Linked DNA regions of Mus musculus: regions 2 and 3 are each linked to region 1. A link is a loop called in an ENCODE intact Hi-C map of the cell type or tissue named here. Cell type or tissue: heart. All regions are shown on one strand.

Region 1 (8,000 bases):
ATTATTGATCTATTAATCCTAATCTGGGCAATTATTGATCTATTAATCCTAATCTGGGCAATTATTGATCTATTAATCCTAATCTGGGCAATTATTGATCTATTAATCCTAATCTGGGCAATTATTGATCTATTAATTCTAATCTGGGCAATTATTGATCTATTAATCCTAATCTGGGCAATTATTGATCTATTAATCCTAATCTGGCTACCTGCTCCATCCCACGTTGCTTGCATATTATCACAGATCTGGTTCTTTGGGATTCAGATGTTTTTTTCTCATGGCATCTTTTCAGACCCTCTCCTCCTCCTGGTGATCTGAAACTCCCTCTCTCATTCCTCCCCCTGGCTGGGAGACGTGCTGCCCTGTTTTCTCTCTGCCCAGCCTTTGGGCAATCTGCATTTATTGTCAGGGCAGAGAACAAATGGTAAGATTTTGTTTATAGAACTTGAAACACGAGAGTTTTTTTTAAAAAATCTAAGTATTACAATGTCATTTTCAGATAGAAACAAGAGGTGAGGGCAGAGAAATGACCATTTGAAAACCCCAAGGATAACCTTTCCACGGGGCACAAAACCATTCTGACCACAGTTCATCTCAAACTCAGGTGCTCCCGTGGGCTTAGTGGGATGGAGACTTCCGTGAGCTCCCGACTGCAGCAGCCGGTGCCTTTGTGGCCACAGCACTGTCTGTATAGTGGGTTTCAGATGCACGGTTTCCCCATAGATCTGGCTCTGTAGATGGCCTATTGGTCCAACCGAGGATGTGAAATCTGAGCGCTAAAGAGGGTTCTTCATCGGGTGTCCTGAGCAGACTAAGGGACAGCCACAATGCCGCTGTGTAACGGGACATGTTCAACAACTTCCTCAGCAGGACAGGCGCATACTGAAGATTTGATATGCCATCTTAGGCAAATGGGGGCTGGGAACAAGGTGTTTGAAGCTGGTGTATACTGTGGCTTCTGGTTGCTGTGAAGAAAAGTTCAGACTCCCATAAGCTGTCTTCCCGGCAAACCTGGAATTCTTCTTCTTTTTTTTTTAACTTGGAATTTTTATGATTCTGTTTACTTACCTTATGGTTCGTTGAGATCTGATATGAGATTTGGGTATGCGGGAATTGACTTGCTAAAAGGTCCTTTGTGTAACAATCACAAAAGCCCTCCTGCGAAGCTGTTAGCCGTTTAGTTCAGCTCACCAGAATGGATCCCTCTGCTTCTGGGAAGCCTAAATTCATTCTGCAGTGTCCCTCTTTCTTTGATCGTTCAGAAAAACCCAGAACACTGACAAAGTCCCACCAGAGCACAGCGAGGTGGAACCCTGCAGTGGGTCTCAGGCAAAGCGTATTCAATTACATCTCGATCCAATTTTACTTCCTAGCCTGCGTTTAAAACTTAGGCTCACCTGTCTTCTCCACAGGGGTGAAACCCAGTTACTCACAGAACCCGGAAGTACACACACACACAGAGAGAGAGAGAGAGAGAGAGAGAGAGAGAGAGAGAGAGAGAGAGAGAGAGAGAGAGAGAGAGAGAGAGAGAGAGAGAGAGAGAAGGGCACCATCCCTGGGAACTCCCACAAAGCACAGGGCGCAGCTGCCAGATGGGCTGGCCCAGGTTGCATGCTGGGATATCCCAGAACTATGAAGCATTATATTTCTTGTAGTTTGGGACAAGGGGACTACATTTCCCAGGCAGCATAGGGTCGGAAGTAGATAACTTCTGGTGTGCAGGCGGAGCTACCCCGGATGGTCAGGTGGGAATCAGAAGTCACTGGTTGGCCTCCACAGAGTAAGGCGGGAGACCGCAGGCGGGTGTGGGTGTGGCGAATGGGTGTTGATGTGTGGGCGTGTAGGAACTGTGGTGTGTGTACGTGTGTGTATGTGCGTGTGTGTCTGTCAGTGTCTAACTGTATACACACCTTGAGCTCTCTGCATAATCTGTGTCTCTTTGCTTGTCGCTGTCTGCTCCTGCTTTCTCTCAGGGACACAGGGACTAAAGCAGAGGACCAAGCTTCAGTAAGGGGAGGTCAGGTGCGGGGTCTGAAGGGAAGCTTTCCCCGAGGCTCAGACTTGAGCTTAGGGCTATAATTTAAGGACGGGGGTGTCGTCTAGGAGGGAGGGTACTTGTTGAGCTCCGTGACTGTCTCAGAGCTCTGCCGAATCTGAATATCGAGGGAAGAGAAGGAAAGTTCTCACTGAGGATGCTCTCAAATGTAGTCTGCGATCTCATGTATACTCGGGTTCCCTGCTTAGGCCATTATTCAAGAGGGAGGCTGGAGAATAATGAAAATATTATCGCTACCCATCTAAGATTCAAGAGTGAGTGCTCTTTTCGGTTTGAGAACTGAGGTTTTAGTTTTAGAATATAGAATTGTTAGGAAATGAAGCAGGAGCATGCAAATTTACAACTGCACTATTGTCCTTAGTGTCCCCTCCCGTTCCAGCTAGTATTCACATTATCATTTCAGTGACCCTTGATGTCTTCTGTCGACAATCCCATCTTTTTCCCAAGCTGTTTTCCATAGGGACCTACAGAGGTTAGCATTAGGGCTTTCAAACGCTGCTGTTCTACATCTGATTTCTATTTCCATGGCATCACAAGACAGGAAAAGAATGCAGTCGATAGATGGTCTGTTCGCTTGTGAGGATTTCGGGAGTGGGAAAGTGATAGCACTGAAGGACTTCATCTAACTTATATTTTTGTCACGAGTACACTTGCCATCTACTCTCTAAGACTTTACAAACTATTAATCCCAGTCACCATGTTTCATGACACATCTCCCAACTCTCTCGCTTATGGTATAGATCTACCTCCCACTCTCGACCCCGATGCTGCACATCCAGCCTCCGCCACTCAAACCCCAGTAACCGGCATCTTACTGTTCCTAGGAGAAAACAGCTTCAGATTCTACATGACTGAGACCATGGGGGTCTGTCTTTTGTTTAAAGATGAAGTATTTGTCTTCAAAGTTATGTATGTTGGGTTATGTGTCCATGACCACAGGTGCCTCTGGAAACCAGAGCTATAGGCTTCCCTGCAGCTTGAGTTCCAGGCACTGTAGCTGTCAGGAGACTGAACTCGGTCCTCTGGAAAAGCCATAGTGGCTCTCAACCCCTGAGCCATCACCATCCCCCGTGCTTGCCTTCCTCTTTAGCGTATTGCATGTGTGCATCCATTTTGTAGTAAATGATTCACTGTGCGTGAGCCCCATCCTCCATGTGCTTGGTCCATTCGTCTGCTGGTGAGGTCGCGTATCACTGCTATGGAAATGATGCTGGAAGAGCGGTGGGAGTGTAAATGTCTCTTGCTGATGCTGATGTTATTTCCTTTTTTTGGTTTCCACTCCATAGTGGGATGGATGGATGGATCAGGTGGGAGTTCACTGTTTACAGTGACTGTATGAATTTACATTCCTTCCAGTAGTGTGAGTTTTCCTCCATGTGCTCCACGTTATATTTTCTTTCTGATACTAGATACTAATTTTAACAAGATGTATTTCTATCTTTTGTTCTTGAGGGTTGTGCCCACCAGACCTGTGCGCACCATGCATGTGCCTTGAGAGGCCTGAAGAGGGCGCCAACTCCCCTGAAGCTGGAGGTAGGGACTTTGGTGAGACAGGATGTGAATCTTGGGAATCGAACACAGGTCTTCTGCAAGAGCATAAAGTGATCTAAAACCACTGGGCCATTTCTGCAGCCCCCCCCCCTCCCCAATAATGGACACTCTTGACAGGCGTGAGGAGGCCTCTGATGGCAACTTTATCTCTCTCTCTCTCTCTCTCTCTGATGATTAGTTTCTTGCATCTCTGACTGGCCATACTGATGTTCCCTTTGGGGAAATGTCTATTTCCGGCTTGCCCGATCCTTAACCAGGAAGTTTGAGTAATGCCCAATATGTCCACGGTCCTGGAGGCTTCCCTGTATATTTTTTGCTATGAGTGTTAATTTCAAATTTTAATTTTTTTTTCTGTTTTGAGTTGACTTTTGGATGTGGCGTGACAGAAGACATTAGGATGTCATTCTCACGAATGTTAATACTCAGTTTGCCAGCACCACAGATAGAGGCTGCCCTAGAACTCACTTAGATCATATTTGGACTGGGTCTTTGAACAAGTTTCTTGTCTCTGCCTCTGGAATTATACACCCCTGCTACCACATCTAATTACAGCTAATTATCTCCATAAAGGATCATGGCTTCATTGAGACGACATAAGCGTTATCATAGATGAGGGAAGGTTCTCAGGAGAGTGGTCCATGGTGCACAGTCCCATTCACTAACAGTGAACACAGAATGCTGGACACTGCCTGAGCACTGCAGCTGCAGCCCCTCCAGCCTCGCTGTGCTTCAGCCCTGAGTTTACACAGGAGGGGCCACCTGGATGCCGTGAGCCCCTGTGAGCCTTGATAGGTGGGGTTCCAGTGTGAAGATCTGAGATCTGCGCACAGTAGGAGGAGCGGCCCAGGTGCAGGGCGAGCTGGAGCTCAGGGTGGAAGATGGGTCCCTTCTGCTGGCCTCTTCTGGAGGAAGTTCTAGGCAGACATGTTTGTGCCCTGCACTCCCACACTGCCCCCTTGGCAGTGGGTTGTCTGGGTTGGGGGGGATCGGCTTTGTGTAGACTCCTGTGTGCTTTCAATTTGTGTGTGGGAGGCTGTGAGTGGTGGGAGGGGAGAGAGTGAGTGGGGAGGCTTGAGAAATAAATGTAGTCGATGACATCATAGTGACAGAAGCCAGTTTGGGAACATCAAGTCACAATGCAGTGAATGGCTTTCTTTTTGTCCCCCAGGGGAGGAAGCCTGAAGAAGAATGGCCAGCTCCAGTTCTCAACACATGGTCTGTGTAAGTTGGCATTTTTCTCTTTGACATAGGGCGACCTTCAGGTTATGTGACTCCTGCCCTCTTTCCCTCTTGAAGCTTCCCAAGGATCCGGATTCCCCCAGCCCAGTCTGCCCCTTTCCAGTGAGGGCTGGCAGGTCTGAGCACTTCCTGTCTGTGCCTCTTCCCAGCTGGCACTGCGGTTGACTTTGAATGCATTCCTCCACGTGTGCTCTCTGCTTGGTCTGTGCTCAGGGAGGACTGTCCCTGCAGTGGAGGTGTCAGTCCCACAGGGAAACAGGGGTCTTGAGGGCTTCAGAGCTTTGAGGGGATGGTCTCATGTGACTGCCCTGGGAAATCTGACTAACATCTGAGGTGTTGTCAGGCTGATGACCCAGTATGTGTGGATGAATGTCCCCTGTGGGTGTGTGATGAGGTGACCTGCTCTAGGAGGCTTTAGGAGGGAGAGAGTTCAGTAATCAGAGGGAAAAGTCATCCAGTCTGTGATAGGGAGGTGATTGCAGTCTCCAGAGTCAGGGAAGACCTGAGACACACTTGCCACCTAGAAAGTATTTTTTAAAAAGTAGGTAGAAAAGATTAAACCTAATATGCATATAATATGGACTCCTATATGGTATGCTTATGGACTTTTACATAATTTACAAAAATCATTCTCTTAATATCACCTGATATCATAATAAACTCAAGGACTCACAGCATTCCTTATGTAATTTACCCTGACCCCAGGTGACATTTTCCTTCCGTGGGTATAACCTGAGGGATGTGGGTGGAGTGGAGAGGCACAGGTATTGGCTATGTAGGTGGGCACAGTCGTCGTTTATGGGGGGCTCGTGCAGTCAGGTGCCTTGAGCATTTCCTTATGGCTCCCTTCCCACGCTTGAGTCCTTTCCCTTCTGGTTTCCATCTTGAAAGCTTCCCCAGTTTCACTCTCCTTGTGTTTGCTCTTTCAGGGGTCAGTGACATTTAGGGATGTGGCTGTTGACTTCTCTCAGGAGGAGTGGGCCTGCCTGGATGCTACTCAGAAGGTGTTATACAGGAACATAATGTTGGAGACCTACAGCAACCTGGTCGCAGTGGGTAAGCCTGTGGCCCATGAATGGGGGATGTGTCCTCTATACTGTGGGCTTTCTTCATGTGAATTAAAACTCATGGCTGTCTTTTTTTTTTTTAAAGATTTATTTATTTATTATATGTAAGTACACTGTAGCTGTCTTCAGACACACCAGAAGAGGGCGTCAGATCTCATTACGGATGGTTGTGAGCCACCATGTGGTTGCTGGGATTTGAACTAAGGACCTTTGGAAGAGCAGTCAGGTGCTCTTACCTGCTGAGCCATCTCACCAGCCCCATGGCTGTCTTTTAATGTTTAATTGAAGTTGGGTTTGGTGTCCCATGCCTGTCATTCCTTCACTCTGAAGGCTGATGCAACAAGATTGCTGTGAGCTCCAGGTCACTCAGATACAAAGTAAGTTCCAGGCTAGTCTAGTCTATATGCTGAGTCCCTGTTTCAAACAAAACAAACTATTTAAATGAAATAAGAAAGTAAAGAAATAAATCAATAAATATAATTGTGGGTGCCTCAGACCCTCTGGATCCCTTTGTCTGTGTGGAACGGGTCTCTGGGACAGGTGGGCAAAGTGTCGGATGGAATGACAGACAGATGCACACAGGAGAGGTTGTGTAGAGTCTGAATGTAATTTGTCAAATCGAGCATCAAACTTTTTATACAGAAGAAAATAGGGAAGTTGGGTGACACACCAGCAAGGTACAAAGAGGTTACTGGAGTCTTACACAAAACAGAGGAATGCAAACACAGAAGGTCTAACAGAAACCACCTGGCATAGAATTCATTGTTAACAACTGGGATCAAAAGGAACTCCACCTAAGATTCACTTAATCTTAGAAGCCAGGGTCAAGGGCTTCGTGCCCTTGCCATAGTTCTTATTTTAGTCTATTGTATAGCCTACATTCCCCCTAGGCCATTGTAAATACATGAGTATGGGTGTAACTTAGCTATCTATAGTTCTAAGTATCTACTCTGGTTCCTCCTTAGGTCTCAAACTTCCTTCTTCCTAGAAGATGGTAAATTCCTGTGTAGGGCAGTGACCTAGCTTTTATTCAAAGTGATAGTGTAATGTCAGAGGCAATTCTGAATGTCACTGAATAGCAACATTCTTACTGAATTCCAAGCCCATGGTCAGCTCAAGGACTTTCCAGGACATTGGAACACTGGTGAAGGCTTAGCTATGTCAGAATTCAATCTTAAAAGGCACTTATAATAGGATAATACTAAAAGAGCACGTGGATCCATACACCAGACTAACGCGGGAATGGAATATTAATGTATGGTTTAGAGAGAACGCCAGACTCCAGGAGTGAGTTTCCGTGAAACTCTTTGCCTCGTGAGTGGCTTCCAGGCCTCTCGGCCTGTCAAGCTGACTCGACCAGAGTCTGTAGCATGTGGGCTAGAGAGATAACTTGGTGGTTAAGAAAACTGATTGTTCTTGCAGAGGACCTGGGTTCAATTTCCACCACCATCTCAAAACTGTCTGTAACTCCAGTTCCAGGAGAAAAACTAATGTCCTCTTCTGGACTCCATGGGCACCATGTGAGCATGTGGTGCTCAAACATCCATGCAGACAGACATTTCCATATGAAGGAAATAAAATGAATTTAAGTCCACAACTCAGTTCCTCCTTCTTCCCAAAGCAATAGTTTGAGATTTCTTTGGTCCCAAATAGGAGCTTCATGAAGCCCCTGCCTGCCCACACCTTGTTGGTCCTCTCAGTGAGCTCTAGGTGCCTCAAGGGGTCTTCCTTCATCGTATCTGATCCATATTCCTCTGGAAGGTGTATAGACACTAATCATCTTTTCTAAAAATGCAAAGACAAAACGTTTCTCCCAAATCAGCATATCCTTGACCCATTAACCAGGAAAACCTTTATTTTGGCCTCTCTCCCAGAGGAATACTATAACCACAAAACTCAAAATCACACGCATTTTGAAAATTAAAACAGGGCTGGAGAGATAGCTCAGTGGTTAAGAGCACTGACTGCTCTTCCAAAGGTCCTGAGTTCAATTCCCACCAAGCACATGGTAAGGCTCACAGCCATCCGTAATGAGATCTGATGCCCTCTTCTGGTGTGTCTGAAGACAGTTACAGTGTACTTAC
Region 2 (8,000 bases), 110 kb after region 1:
CACGATTTAGTCCTCAGACAAACTTGGTAAACAAGGAAGCCTCCTGTGGCTGCAAATTGCAATTGCATGGGTAATTGTCCCTTGAAGACAAGCTCTAGATCAGAAAAGAGGTTTTGATACTTGGTAAAAATAACTTCTGTGTAATAAAGAGGCCTCTATAAAGTGGTTTGCAGTCCTTTAGAGACTAATGCACCCTGTTCTCAGAAGCCCTATTCATCCTGCAGTGTCCCTGTTCTTTCACTCAATCACCCATGGTAAAGAAGATCATCTACCCTTGGTGCCCAGCTTTGTGAGGCTCAGATAAAAGAGAGATCCGGAAACTCCAGGACTGGAAATAATGTGCACTCAGAGGGTAAGCAGGACCGCAGGATTTGTCAGGGACTCATGGGATTCCCCAGCTCAGGAGTATGCACAGTTGCTAAAATACTCATTGAAAGGAAAAGGGTTAACTGTTGGCATTTTGTCTAGGCTCCACCCTACAGTTGCCTGGCAACAGCCAGGCATGCCGGACTCACTATTAAAAGGGTTGCTTGCCCTCTCCTCTATCTCTTGCTCTCTTGCTCCTGACCCCCCTCATTCCCCATTCCCCTCCCTCTCTCCCTCCAACCCGCCCCCGGCCCCATGCTCATGGCCTGCCCCCCCCCCTCTCTCTCCTTCCTCAGCCTCTCTTCCCATGCCCTGGTCCCTCAGGGGGAAGGGGTGCCTCAGCATGGGCCCACAGAGGCACCCCTCCCCCACACTTGACTGCTCCTCCACCAAACACATTCCTTCTCTCTTTATTTTTATAGAACACAACATTAACAGTGCAATTATAGCAAATATTGCAGATATACATAGGGAGGGTTCTGAGACAAAGAATTAAAAAAGAGAAAGGGGTTTTTGTTTTGTTTTGTTTTGTTTTTCTGATAGAAGGGAAATGTTTATTCAAGGCCTAGAAATAGAAAGACTCTAGAAACAAAAAAAATAAAAGGAGAGACAATCTCTTTGCTGTAGGAATAGAGGAAGAAGAAAGGCTCTTACTGCCTGTCGGCTCTTTCTGCCCAGGACTCAGCAGTGCACCTGAATTCCAAGACTGCAGGGCAGGGCTTTGCTGCTGCAGAGTGAGCCAACAGTGAGCTCTGCTGGCCCTGAACTTAGAATTTTCTTGTTGTTTGCTCCATTTGTGTTTGACTGTTTTTTGTATTTCCCTCATAATGGGAATAACTCAGTATTAGAAGTCCCTTCATGGGAGATGATTTTTGGTTTTTCCTAATAGCAGGAATAACTGAATATCAATGGTCCCATCATAAAGGAAGAAACGTAAAAGAAGCCCAATATCTAGTAGAAAACACTTGCAATAAAGCACTAAGCAAATGCTGTTTAAGATCCCAGAGGTAGGGGCTGAAGAGATGGATCAGAGGTTAAGAGCCCTGCTCTTCCAAAGGTCCTGAGTTCAACTCCCAGCAACCACATGGTGGCTCACAACCATCTGTGATGGGACCCAATGCCCTCTTCTGGTGTGTCTGAAGACAGCGACAGTGTACTCTCATATATAAAAGAAGTCAATCTAAAATAGATACATAAAATGAAAGCCTAGAGGTATTAGTTATTATTAGGTATTCATTATATGAAGGATGTTTCCTTCTCTTGGATGTCTAATGCTTAAATTAATGTTTAATTTTCATAGTAAATAAACTGAAAGAACAAAGTTCCTGCTTAGCATGACAGTAAGCAGGCAGGTGCTGGAGCGGTGTAGAGAGTTGCATCTCAATAGATAAGCAGAGGGCCTAAGTCTGATAACTCCCTCTCCCCATCTCTCTATCTCAATTTTTTATTTATTTTTATTTTTTAATTTATTTAGTGTGTGTGTGTGTGTGTGTGAGTGTGTGTGTGTTTCACATCAGGTATTCAAATTCCATTCATCTCTTCCTTGTCTTGTACTCACCCTCCACCCTTGTGACCTCCCCGAAAAGGAGAAAAAAAAAATCTCATGGAAACTGTAGTGTGTCAAAGTCTGTCTCACAGTATATCCCTTTGTCCACACTGTTTTTTTTTTTTTTTCTTTTTTCTTTCTGAGACAGGGTTTCTCTGTGTAACCCTGGCTGTCCTGGAACTCACTCTGTAGATCAGGCTGGCCTGGAACCCAGAAATCTGCCTGCCTCTGCCTCCCAAGTGCTGGGATTAAAGGTGTGTGCCACCACTGCCCAGCTTGTCCACACTTCTTTGCTTGCAAATGTTCATTGTAATGACTCCTTGGTCTGGTATGAGGCCCCTGGCTTCTGCTATACTATCAATACTGGAACTTCACTGGGACTCCTCTTAGTACTCTTTTGTCTCGCTGTGTCACAGAGAGCCTGTAGCTTTGGATCTGTAGGAACAGCCTAATCATGCGCTCCAGCAGTTCATCAATGGGTTAGATGTCAGGGTGAGCCAAGTCAAAACCCTGGATTTGGGCCTGAGAGGTATCTGAGCTGGTCTGCCTGCTGGCCCTCCTGCTTTCATGTCCACAGGGCCTGCTTACAAGCCACTCTACACCCCCACCCCCACCCCACGCCCCGAGCCCTGGTAACTGCCAATATTGTAGCTGGCTAGGGACATGGCCCCTGGACTTGCCTCACAAATTTACCTGCAGTATTGCTCAGACATCCGGCCCTTTTCTCTGGAAATCTCAAGGTGTAGAGACTTATGTGGTAATAGGTAATATACAAGGCCCCATGGGGTTGTTTAGAACTTCACCTCCTGCTGAGCAGGGAAACACCAGGCAGAAGCCAGGCCAGCCTTGGAAACCAGAGCCCTGTGAGCTGAAGACAGAGCTTGCTGTCCTCTGGACCGGCCACTGATACATTCTTGTCTACTCATATAGAAAAGCCATGATCCATGCTGTCTCATTGAGCTTTCATCTGACATCACAAGCCTCGTTCAGGACTCTTCCCTTTCTGTGTATATTTTCTAGGTCAGAGGAGCGTGGTTCCCATTGCCTTTACATCTTAATTCCTGGACCACTTCTGTTAGCATTCTGTAACAACAAAAACAAAACAAAACAAACACAAACACAAACCCATCCTTTGCTGCCACCCTAACACATTAGCTTTCATTCTTCACTTTTTTTGGGTTTTTACATCACCCTTTTAACCTACCCATATGAATGGTCCTGACATGCTTAATTTGGATTCCCACACCCAACAACACACCCAGATAATTTCATTTGGTTGTTGTTTTAAAAAACAAAGTCCTGGCTTGAAGAGATGGCTCAGCGGTTAAGAGCACTGGCTGCTCTTCCAGAGGTCCTGGCAAGGACATAATGGCTCACTTCCATCTATAATGGGATCTGATGCCCTCTTCTGGCATGCAGGTGTACATGCAGATAGAGCACTCATACAAATAAATCTTAAAAAATAGAATAAAATAAAATCCCCAAAGTTCATTTACCCATGAAGACTTAGGAGCCAGATGCTGGGTTGAAGGTCTCCTAGCTCTGAGAGCTGGTGCGAGCACCCAGCTATCCTTTCTACTCCACCAATGTCCCCGAAGGAAAAAGCGATTTCTTCTTCTCCATGCTGTCTTAAATACCCTTTTACTCAATGCCCCTCCTTTCTGCTTTCTTAGGTTAACTCCCTGTCATCTTATTGGTTGTTCTGCCTCTTGATCTAGGGTTGACTTTACTTTTAGCTTTTGGATTAGAGGTGTGTGCTAGGGCTGAGCCACACCACAAGGTTTTTCCAGGTCACAATCTTGAGGCTCATAATGTGATCAAATATCCTGGAACATCTGCTTAGACTCTCAACCCCACACCAGGTTGCCTATTCTGGTGACCCTGAATATGGTCCACTTCATCACTTGGAACATCTATCTATTTGATTCTGGTCTCTTGTACTATACCATACTTTGCATGAAAATTGGACAAATGAAATATCTGAATGAAGATGGCAAACTAACCCACCAAGAGGGACATTTGGATTATGTGTGTGTTTATGTGTGTGTGGTCTCTGCACATGAGTGTGGGTGCTTACAGATTCCAAAAGATGACACTGGATCTCCAGGAGATGAAGTGACAGGCAGTTGAGAGCCTTTCAGTATGAGTGCTAGGAACCAAACTGGGGTCCTATATAAGAGCAGTGCTCACTCTCAAATGCTGATCCAGTCTGCAGCCCCACTTTTCTTTCTTCCTCCTTCTAACTTTCTATGTTGCTTGCTTGCTTGCTTGCTTGCTTGCTTGCTTGCTTGCTTGCTTGCTTTGCAAGACAGGTCTCATCCTGTAGCTCAGGCTGATCTTGAACTCCTGGCTCTCTTGCCTCACTCTTTCCAGCTCTGGGATGCTGGGATTGCAGGTTCTTCCATATCCAGCTAAATAGGTTGTTCTTTCATTGCGTATAAGGAAGAACTTGCAGAGAATACAGTTTTCTCCAATGCAGCCTCACTGGGTATATCCACCATACCCGAGGACAGGCCACATGCCCAGAAATAATTGGCCAACACAAAATAAACTCAGTGGCATTTGTGTGGACCTTTTGCTTCATTTTGTGTTGTTTTGGTATTTTAGTTTCTGTCCTATAGGTCATAAAGCCTTATTCACTTGTATGCATCTGCATGTACACCACTTCCCACACACATCTAAACAGGCACACTACACTCACATAAAAACTAGAAGAAAAGAAGATGAAGAAGGGAATGAACAGCACTCTCTCAGTAAGTGGCATTGTCACAGGCCACCCAGAACCTCATGGGATTTAAAGAGATTTCAGCATAGATTGGGACGAAAGGCAGTAACCCAGGCCCATTGATTACTATAGGCATACTTAATAGTCATTAGATTGAGAATAAAACAAACCAGAAAGCTTTGCATAAGCAGTCATCTGGGTGTGGAGAGGGACTCCTTGCCTATGGTCTCTACTTTAGTAATCAGACCGTGAAGTATCTTAAAAATAGATGTAATCTTTAATTTTTAAAAGTTCAGTAGAAAATATATAAAGTTTTAGTTTTACCAAAAAAGAAAGCATTTAAGAAAAGAAAGCTTTAATTAAAAGCATCTCTAGATAATAGGCATTTCTGCTATAGGTGTGTGTCTACAGGAACACCCTTCATTTAAATGCTTCCTGGAGTTCCGACATGAGGACTGTATTTCCCAGGGTCCACTGCGCCGGAAGTAAGGGATCCAATTCCAGTGTCGTGCGTGAGCAGCCTGATTCCATTAAAGGTTGTCTCCATTTTGATTCTGACAGCTTTCACAGTTGATTTGCTGTGCAATTTGACTAGGCACTGTTGCTGTTCTGGGTTTGTTCCATCAGTTATTGAGATTGAAAACATTTGTTTGTGACAGTGGATTTGGCTGATATTCCTCATTGTTTGAGCAGGCTTTTCCCTCCATGTTTGAAATATGCTATTAGGAGTATGCTTGGAATATGTATTAATTCTTAGACAGGGTTTCACTGTGTAGTCCTAGCTGGCATCATTCTCACAGACATCCACCTGGCTGTGCCTCCCCACTGCTGGGATTAAAAGCATTTGGTACCACACCCAGCCAAATTTATTTTCAATAGATTAATTACCTACCCTCTGGTAATTAACATTACCCTTTGGTAGTGTTGTGTGTCCCCAGTGTGCCTCAATTATCAAATCAACTTGACTCTTCTTTTAACTATTATTACTATTATTAGGATGGTCACTTTTTTTTTTCTTTTTCTTCTTCTTTTTTTTTTTTTTTTTTTTGGGTTTTTTGTTTTGTTTTGTTTTGTTTTTTTGAGACAGGGTTTCTCTGTATTGCCCTGGCTCTCCTGGAACTCACTTTTTAGACCAGGCTGGCCTCGAACTCAGAAATCCACCTGCCTCTGCCTCTGGAGTGCTGGGATTAAAGGCGTGCGCCACCACGCCCGGCTGGATGATCACTTTAATTTGCTAGTGTATTTAACTTTAACATATTTTACTAGTTAATACATGGTTGGGTCTGACTTGTTGTCAAATCTCATCTGACAACCTATACTTTAACGTTTGGACCATTTTTAATAAATACATTTAATATGATTAATGGTCTTAGTAGGAACGTCTATTATCTTGAAATTTGTTTTCTATCATGCTCTGGAATGAAAAAGTTGTGCGTAAATATAAGAAGAAACACAAGTGATTTTGGAAGTTTAACAGTGTCATGTTAAAACAAAAATAGGTGTTTCCTACAAAAATGAAGCCTACTTGTGTATTTAGAATCCCTTTATGCGCTACTCATTCATTCTTCAAGATGGGGTAAATGACTGTCTCTCGGACACAGTTCTGTTGATACACAGCCACGGTTTTTTGTTTGTTTGTTTGTTTTAAATCTAAATTAACAGGGATACTGAAGCCAGGGAGGGTCCAGAACATCTGTCTCCTTGAAATCGCTGATGTAGACTTCCCACGTGTTAAACCAACCAATTCTTTAGTTCGGTTTTCAAATTTACCATAGTCCCTAACGGAGCACAATGAGGGTGAATCCCACTCAGTGGGGCTCAGGCAAAGCGGAATCAAGTCATTTACATCCCGACCTGACCTTACTTCCTAATCTGCATTTAAAACTTGGGCTCCTCTGTCCTCCACAGAAGAGAAAATCAGTTACGCTCAGAACCTGGAAGTATCTTTTGAACACAAATCAGGGAGCTTCAAAGCCTGCGCCCTTTTGCAAAGTCCCTGAAACCACCCTGCGCAGCTCCCAGGTGGACTGCTCCAAGTAGCAGGACCGGAGCTCCTTGAACTTCAGAGTACCGTGCTTCCTGGAGTTCCGTCGCCAGGACTGTATTTCCCAGGGTCCACCGCGCCGGAAGTAAGGGATCCAATTCCGGTGTCGTGCGTGGGCACCGCGGAAATTGACATTTATGGTCGTTGAAGAAACCAGTTTGGTCTAAGTCTTCACAGAGTAAGGCCGGACTCATCGGGCTGGGTGTGGGTGTGGAGGGTGGTGTGGGGGTGCTGATATATGAGTGAGTGTGTGTGTATGTCTGTGTGTCTGTGTATATATACCTGCATTATTTGTGTCTCTGTGCTTGTCGCTTTCTGCCCCGTCGTTTTTTTGTTTTTGTTTTTGTTTTTTCCTTGGCCACTGGGACTACACAGAGGACCAAACTTCAGTAAGGAGAGGTCAGGTGCGGAGTCTGCCAGAGGTTCAGAGGAGCTTGAGACGAGCATTTGAGGCTGGAAGTGCCTCCGAGGGTCGCCTGGGAGGGCAGCTACTTGCTGAGTTCCACGATTTTCTCAGAGCTGTAGCCATTGTGAGTGTTGAGGGAAGTGAAGGAAAGTGCTCACTGAGGATGCTCTCGGATATAGTCTGAGATCTCGTGCTTACTCAGGCTCCCCGAGTAGACAGTTATTCCAAAGGAGGGCTCGAGACCCATGAGAACATTATTGCTTCCTAAGATTCAACAGCGAGTTTGCTCTTTTTTTTTTTTTTTTTTTTTTTTTTTGGTTTTTTGAGACAGGGTTTCTCTGTGTAGCTCTGGCTGTCCTGGAACTCACTTTGTAGACCAGGCTGGCCTCGAACTCAGAAATCCGCCTGCCTCTGCCTCCCAAGTGCTGGGATTAAAGGCGTGCGCCACCACGCCCGGCTGCGAGTTTGCTCTTAATGTTTGAGAAATGAGGTTGAAGTTTTAGAATATGTAATTGTCACTACATGAAGAAGGAATGTGCAGATTCATACCTCCACCATTGCGTCCCCTCATTGTTTCTTCCCTTTCCACTTAGTATTCATAGTATCGTTTCAGTGACCCTTGACTTGTTTACAGTCACGACCTCTTAAGATGTTATAGACAGGAACCTTCAGAGGTTAGTGTTAGGGTTTTTGTTGTTGTTGTTGTTTGTGTGTATGTGTGTTTGTTTTGTTTTGGTATTAGTACAGTATGATATTTTGGATTCTATGTGTGCTCTGGAATGACTAAATTCATAACAGTTTTGTAGTGAATACACTTACTGCCTACTCTCTTAGTCTTTACAAACTATTAGTCATGTCACCGTGTTTCACAACGTACCTCTTGAGTGTCTGCTGTGTGGCTGACATTTTATTG
Region 3 (8,000 bases), 240 kb after region 1:
CTGAAATTTCTTCCGCCGACCACAAAGATCGGACCTTCCGCATTAGCGGCACCAGAACACCAAAAGCCTATGCGCTAGTTTCGGCGTGGTGACCCTAAAAAATGCAGTTATCACCAGCAAAGCCCCCGTGAAGCCCGGCTCTTGGGGGCGGGGATGCCAGATCTGCGAGCGGAGCCCAGTGGTTTGTGGGAGTTCCCACGGGGGTGCGCGCTTAAAGGGGAGGCGCCCTCCTTTGAGTAAAAGTTACTTCCGGTTCTGCGGGGAACTGATTTTCTCGCCCTTAAAAAGGCAGGGATGCTCTAGATAGAAAATGTGACTGAGGACCACATGCTATGCAACAACCGTACTGTGTCTGTTAGACAGGCTAGACGATCCTCATAATAAAACTAGTCGCATTGAAAGTACTGTAATCGGTCTAAAAGCTAAAGTACAGGTTTGTCACATTAGATTTGAAAAGAGGTCAGACCCAGCTATCTGTTAACTTCAGAAAATATGTTAAAGATAAATACTCTAGCAGATTCAAAGTGACCATCTTTACATAATCAAAAGAAAACTCAAGTCGATTATAAAATGGAGGCAGATTTGGGGGCAAAGAACATTGCCAGTGATAATAAAGAGGCCAAGACATCAAGTGATAGTAAACATGGCTGGGCGTGGTAGCAATGGCTTTTATCCCAGCGATGGGGAGGTACAGCCAGCTGCATGTCTGTGAGAAGAGACCACCGAGGACTACCCAGTGAAACCCTGTCTAAGAACTAAAATACACTCAGATTATGGTGGCACATGCCTTTTACTCTTTTTGTGTCTGAGTTACCTCACTCAGGATATTTTCTAGTTGCACCCATTTGCCTGCAAAACTCATGATGTCCTCATTCTTAATAGCTAAATACTATCCCATTATGTAAATGACCCACATTTTCTGTATCCATTTTTCCATTGGGGGACATCTGGGTTGTTTCCAGCTTCTGGCTTTCACAGATAAGACCTCTATGAACACAGTGGATTTGTGGTATGGTGGGGCATCTTTTGGGTATATTCCAAGAGTGGTATAGCTGGGTCTTTGTGGTTGATCTATTTCCAAACTTCTGAGGATCCTCGAGATTGATTTCCAGAGTAGTTGTATCAGTTGGCAATCCCACCAACAATGTCTTAGAGCTCAGGCTCTAAGATCCAGAATTGATAAATGGGACCTCATAAAACTGGAAAGCTTCTGTAAGGCAAAGGACGTAGTCAGGACAAATCAGCAACCTATAGAGTGGGACAAAACTTCACTAACCCCACATCCTATAGAGGGTTAATATCCAAAATATATAAAGAACTCAAGAAGCTAAGCTTCAAAAATCCAAACAACCCAACCACAAAATAAGGTATAGAGCTAAACAGAGAATTCACAACAGAGGAATCCCAAATGATGGAGAAGCACTTAAAGAAATGTTCAAAGTCCTTAGTGATCAGGGAAATGCAAATCAAAATGACCTGAGATTCTACCTTACAACAATCAGAATGGCTAAGACAAAAAACTCCGGTGACAGCACTTGTTTCTACTGCACTTTTGAAACTTAAAGACTGTATCTATTTTTAAGATATCCCATAGGCTAATACTAGACCAGGAGTCCCCAGCTATATCTAGGTGACTGTTTCTGCAAAGCTTCCTGTTTTGTTATTCCACTGGCTTTTGGATCATTTATAAAGATGCTTAGCCTTCTGTCATGCCAATGTGTTCCGTCCTCCTTTCTCTCCACAGTGTGATTCTGGTCAGTCTGCTCCATCACAGTTCTTTTCTTAGTGCTACCCCTTATCCTTCATGGAAGTAAAATCAGATAATTGCCCTCCATTTTCTCCACAGGAGCTGTGTGGTGCTGAATACGTAACTAGAGATTAATGTCCACCACAAGCGTTTCCTTAGCTGCAGTCACTTGAATTCCTCCTGGGGTTCTGCAGGCCACATCCCCAGTCTCAGCTCTTTCTGCCTCTGTCTCCTGCTCTGTGTGTGCATAGCTTTCCCTCCTCCTCACACCTCTGTCTCCTGCTCTGTGTGTGCATAGCTTCCCCTCCTCCTCCTCACCTCTGTCTCCTGCTCTGTGTGTGCATAGCTTCCCCCTCCTCCTCTCACCTCTGTCTCCTGCTCTGTGTGTGCATAGCTTCCCCTCCTCCTCACCTCTGTCTCCTGCTCTGTGTGTGCATAGCTTCCCCCTCCTCCTCACCTCTGTCTCCTGCTCTGTGTGTGCAAAGCTTCCCCCTCCTCCTCACCTCTGTCTCCTGCTCTGTGTGTGCATAGCTTCCCCTCCTCCTCACACCTCTGTCTCCTGCTCTGTGTGTGCATAGCTTCCCCTCCTCCTCCTCACCTCTGTCTCCTGCTCTGTGTGTGCATAGCTTCCCCCTCCTCCTCTCACCTCTGTCTCCTGCTCTGTGTGTGCATAGCTTCCCCTCCTCCTCACCTCTGTCTCCTGCTCTGTGTGTGCATAGCTTCCCCCTCCTCCTCACCTCTGTCTCCTGCTCTGTGTGTGCAAAGCTTCCCCCTCCTCCTCACCTCTGTCTCCTGCTCTGTGTGTGCAAAGCTTCCCCCTCCTCCTCACCTCTGTCTCCTGCTCTGTGTGTGCAAAGCTTCCCCCTCCTCCTCACCTCTGTCTCCTGCTCTGTGTGTTCATAGCTTCCCCCTCCTCCTCACCTCTGTCTCCTGCTCTGTGTGTGCATAGCTTCCCCCTCCTCCTCCTCCTCACCTCTGTCTCCTGCTCTGTGTGTGCAAAGCTTCCCCCTCCTCCTCACCTCTGTCTCCTGCTCTGTGTGTGCATAGCTTCCCCTCCTCCTCACCTCTGTCTCCTGCTCTGTGTGTGCATAGCTTCCCCCTCCTCCTCACACAAAGATGCATCTGTGTTTCTTTCCAAGTTTTCTCTCCTGCTTCTGAAGGTGACTGTAGGCATGTGTTGAGAAATCCCTTCATCCCCTTCCCCCTTCCTTCCTCCACCCTCTTCTAGATCTATCCGTGAGTGAGCCACCCCTCTCCACAATGAACATTGATTTCCATACTTCCGTCATGTTCTTGTGGGGAGTTTTGGTTGCCGCTGTTCATTTTGTTTTTGTTTGATTTTGGTTATAGTCTTTTCTACATAAGATTTCTCTGTGTGGCCTTGGCTGTCCTTTGTGTTCCTCTGCAGACCAGGCTGGCCTCGAACTCAGAGATCTGTTGCCTCCGCCTCCTGAGTGCTGGGATTACATGTGTGTGCCACCATAATTGGCTGAATATTTATATTTTAAATATGTCAGACCTGAATCTACTGAATATGAAGTATGCCTATTGTAATTAGCGAGCCTGGGCCGCTGCCTTCCCCCCCCCTCAATGCTGAACGACCTTTAAATCCCAAGGAGTCCTGGATCGCCTGGGACTACATTTACTGAATGAGTGACGCTCACCCTCTTCTCTTTTCATTGTTCGTGTGTGTGTGTGTGGTGTGCACTTTTGCATGTATGAGTGGGAGTCAGTGTGCTCACAGATGTGCAAAAGCAAAAGATCAATAAGAAAGAAACGATTCCAAACAATGCAAACTAAAATGAAAATGTCACAAGAATACAATTGAGATCATTGTGTTGGCTAGTTACTCCTGGCATGGAGTCTGCCCTGAGGTGTGGTTGATATACCCAGCAAGACAATAGTGGAGAAATACAATTTTTCCATTGTCAGTGCATATTAACAACAGAGAGTTCACTTGTCAGAGGTCAGAGCCCATGTCTACTCCCCTCCCCCCCACACACACACCCCATCACTGTTGAGAATCTGTCTGGTGTAAACCTGTGCATGCTCTGTGTGCTGCATGGACTCTGAGAGTTCATGTGTGCATCATCAGTCTTGTTGTGTCTGTAGCCCTTGTCACTGAGGGCAGAATGAACACAGTGATCACCGCTCCACAGACAGACAAAGTGAGGGGAGCAAAACCTGTCACCCAGAGCTCCTCCTTCCCTCAGTCATGAGTCTGGGAGACCCGAGGTCTGGCCTCCTAGAACAAGTGTGAGTTGAGTGGCAGGCAGACTTGTGGTGGAACATGTGTGCAATCCCAGTGCTGGGGAGGGCAATCCAATTGGATCAGTAGTTCAAAGGCATCCTTGGCTACAGAATACATCAGAAAACTGCCTGCATTTTCAGAGTCTTACCAGAAAGGAAGAAAGAAAGGAAAAAGGGGAGGGAGGTGGGAGGGGGAGAAGGAAGGAGGAAGGAGGGATGGAAAGAGGGATACAGATACACAGACAGACAGACAGACAGACAGACAGAGAAATTGTCTGAGAAGGAAACGGGTAAACACTCTGAGATAAGCATCTGCAGTGTCCTGACCACAGGGCATCTCAGAATGCTCTGGGGAAGCCCCAGAAGGGCTTGGCTCTGATGATTCAGGAAGTTCTTCAACCAGGGCAGAGTCTCTTCTTAGCAACTCCCCTGCTGTATCTCCTTGATTCCTCCCTATCCCGAGCTTATCCCCGTCCCGCGGGAAATAAACACAGGACACACCAGATTCTTCCACGGTTAACTTTTACTTCTATATCATATTGAGGTAGACAAAGAAAGCTCAGAAAGTGTGTGGCTTAAATACTTTTGGTGACGTGTCTAAACTAGGACTGGTAGCAACACCCATGATCCTCATGCACCCTGGGGATAGGTTAAAGCCCCCAGGGGTTGGGCAAAAGCCTCGGAGATGGACTGGTGACTTTGGCTGGCTGTGCTCTCGCAGCTGCGCACAATGAGGTTTAGCACCATCTAGTGGCGGCACGTAGATTGCAGCCCTTTACATCTCCCCCTCTATAATTTATTAAAATGAGGCTGGTCTAGGCCTATGTAGTTACGTCCATCTGCTGTGGCCCCTGTTTTAGGTCGTTCCTCCAATGTCACAGCCTTACCCGTTATCGGGTAACCCTATCACCACCGGGCCCCATTGTCTTAGGTTGGTCTGTGTATGAGGAAAGTTGCCCGTCTTTGGATACCACAGTGTTGTGTGACTATAACTGCTAAATGGCCTAGGGTGAACTCTACAAAAGAGGCCAGCCAAAAATGAATTAGTGGAGAAATCATGATCACCTTATCACATGCAATGAGGAAACCTCAGCAATGTGCACGGACTGATCAATGATCGTTGAGTTTCTCTCATCTCAATGCAATGTATCCACAATTTTGTGGGATGCAAGGACAGAGAACTCAAATGCCAACTAATTCTTGAGAATAGATAGCCAAATTTCAGGGGAGGTGCCTTGCTCTATGGCAGCAAGTGCTTGAGCAATTACCACCTTGTCACGTTTCTGTTGAGATCTGAGTTTGCATACCAGCCATAGAAGAAACACTAGTCCACAACACAGGGTTGCACCAAACAGGCCCACTCCCACCCACTGTTTAAAATGTGAGAATACAGAGGACATCCAGGAAGAAAGTCCTTTGATTCCATCGATCAATGATGGGTCCACGCGCGTAGAATTAATCGTCATCACTGTTGTACGTAGCGCCTCAAGCTTTTCGTCAAATCCTTCAGACCAGTTTCCTGTAAGAAACAAAGACAATTCTTTAGATAGATTAGCTGCATGTGTCCAATTTTCATATTGGACACTAGTAATACATAAGGCTACTGATTTCTTATCACAGCCAAGCTGAGCCAATTGGAGCAGAATTTCCAGTCTTTCCTCCACCAGGTCAATGCGCTGGTTCACTATCATTAGCCCACCTTTTAATTGGGCACTGAGCACTGAATGTTGATCGATGGCTTCTGCCACAGAGGAGGACAACTGCTCGACAGTTGTACTTGACTGGACTGATGTTGCCATAGCAATTCCAGCAGCTGTAGCTGCCGCCGCACTGGCAGCCATTGCCACCACAACGGCTGCAGTGATACCAAAGTCTCGCTTTTGTCTGTGTAAGGTTATGGTGGAAGGGATCTCCACGGGGACAGGAACCCATCGTGGAATCTTGGCAAGCATTGCACGGCTGGCCCACTTAAGGCTCCAGCATTGTGACATCCAGCAGGTTTCATTAGTACAGGATTCAAAGGAACCATTGGAAAGAATAAACAAGAAAGGGGTGTACACACAAACTGGAGTAGGTAAATAATTAGTCTGCTTTATCAGTGTCTTATTAAATCCAGTGATTTCAGTAGTAGAATTTTGATAAATGGTTCTATCAGGTAACAGAACTTGATGAAACTGAGCAAATTTTGAAATACCATTAAAAATCGCTTTTTCAGCAGCTCCTCCTTGGAGGAAAACCAAGGGATTAAGATCTGTACAGCTACCATTAATCCCACAAAGTACCCATTTATGAAAAGGATGCATTCTAAAGTCCTGTATGAAAAGTCCCTTTTTCATAACGTATTTCTGCTCTGGGTCATCTATCATGTTGGGAGAAAAGGAAAAAGTTTTACTCTGATCTGCCCAACGAGTGACAGAGGATTGACAATCAGACCAAGGCAGGATCAGCCCTTCATCTTCCAAGCTACAATGAGGAGCCATTTTTGGTTGATTGGGACGTTCTTTATCTGAAAAGTTAGGTGGTAGAAATGTACCATTAACCCAAGTTGCCTCATGCCAGAAGGTCCGATTTGTAAGGGTTATATCTCTGTTGGAAGTGTCTTGGGTTATTTTCACCACGCCTCCTCGATACTTAAAAAACATTCCCAAAGCTCGGCTGGTGAGTCTGATACAATTTCCTAGTTCATAAATTTGGAAACAGAGAGAACCTCGTTCCCTTAAAGAGCGTTTTTCTCCCAATGGTGCCCAGATAGGGTCAAATGGTAGGTATGGCAGGCCTAAAGTTTTATTGGTCGTAAAAAACTTGGGAAAAACAACTGTATTATGACGAACAGGCATGGGCTTAGGGAAAGCAGACAGAATTGCCCATCTATACTCTCCAAATATACTAGGAACCCAAATCCACAGAGGTAGCACGAGGACTAGAGGTAGTTTCCAAGGGATCCATCTGGGAGTCATCTTCAGGTGTCGGAATTCTCCGTGTCAGTCGTTCCGGCAGCCAGAATGGGTTGTCTTCTTCCTGTGGGAAAACACAAACAGCTCCCCTGGATCTTATTAATATAGGATCCGGGCCTTTCCAGAGACCAGTCAAAACATCTTTCCATTTTACCATCTCTTTTGGCCTGTCAGGCTCTGAACAGTGACGTTCAGCCGCAGTATGGCCTTGAGCATCAAGGTTTAAAAAATTAAGAGTGAAGAGTGCCATAGAAACAGCTACTCTTGGCACTGTGGGTAGAACTTCCTGGATTCCCCCCTTTTGTTTAATAAGGTAGGACTTGAGGGTGCGATGGGCACGTTTTACAATGCCCTGCCCTTGAGGATTATACGGAAGACCAGTCAGATGAGTTACTTCCATCTGGCGACAGAACTGTTGAAATTTTTGAGAGGTGTAAGCTGGTCTATTGTCTGTCTTAAGGAGTTTGGGTTTTCCCCAAGCACTCCATGTCTCGAGACAATGTTGTATAACATGAGAGGCTTTTTCACCTGTTAAAGGTGTGGCAAACATTACACCAGAGCAGGTGTCAATAGAAACATGTAAATATTGATTTCTCCCAAAGGAGGAAAAATGCGTGACATCCATTTGCCAGACCTGTAATGGCCTGACGCCACGAGGGTTTATCCCCACATGAGGGACAGGTAAAAATTTACAACAATTGTGACATTGAGTAACAATCTCTCTAGCTTCTTTTCTAGTTAATGCAAAGCGGCGACGTAAAGTCTCAGCTGTCACATGAAAGCGCTTATGAAATTCTTTTGCTGCTTTTACCTGGGAAGACAGAGCAACAGCTATAACCTTAGTGGCTTTGTCTGCTAAATTATTTCCCAGAGACATAGGACCAGGGAGGCCTGAGTGTGCCCTAACATGAGTAATATAAACAGGGAATTTTCTATTTAATAAAACAAACTGTATTTGTCGAAAAATATTGGCAACTCTGCTGGAGGGTTTTATTACCCCAGCTGTTTTAAGAATGTTAACTGCATTTACTACATAGGAGGAATCTGAT

What was found. Peaks named below come from ENCODE experiments on the same cell type or tissue, not always from the same donor. Only the 100,000 strongest peaks of a DNase experiment are listed, where the experiment ranks them.
Region 2: a loop joins it to region 1, with 4 times the contacts of the local background. A loop is called at or near these places in 4 of 42 quality-filtered maps.
Region 3: a loop joins it to region 1, with 9 times the contacts of the local background. A loop is called at or near these places in 3 of 42 quality-filtered maps.

The regions. Positions count from the first base shown.
Region 1 is chr7:27,687,704-27,695,703 of GRCm38, forward strand. Zfp607b (zinc finger protein 607B) reads left to right here and starts at 1,637. Exons shown (of 6, transcript NM_001112731.1): 1 at 1,637-1,783; 2 at 3,512-3,592; 3 at 4,779-4,831; 4 at 5,779-5,905. The coding sequence starts at 4,799. In heart, a CTCF peak has its summit at 3,560 (motif pointing right); a DNase peak (open chromatin) is centred at 1,708; H3K4me3 peaks cover 2,056 bases; H3K27ac peaks cover 1,836 bases.
Region 2 is chr7:27,798,053-27,806,052 of GRCm38, forward strand. It overlaps a transcript of Zfp626 not described here. Among named protein-coding and RNA genes, the nearest start is that of Zfp626, 5.1 kb to the right of the region's middle. In heart, a CTCF peak has its summit at 3,330 (motif pointing left); a DNase peak (open chromatin) is centred at 6,759; H3K4me3 peaks cover 2,122 bases; H3K27ac peaks cover 2,855 bases.
Region 3 is chr7:27,929,295-27,937,294 of GRCm38, forward strand. Zfp974 (zinc finger protein 974) reads right to left here and starts at 164. Exons shown (of 5, transcript NM_001374027.1): 1 at 1-164. In heart, no CTCF peak of the experiment used is centred here; a DNase peak (open chromatin) is centred at 177; H3K4me3 peaks cover 1,220 bases; H3K27ac peaks cover 493 bases; H3K27me3 peaks cover 272 bases.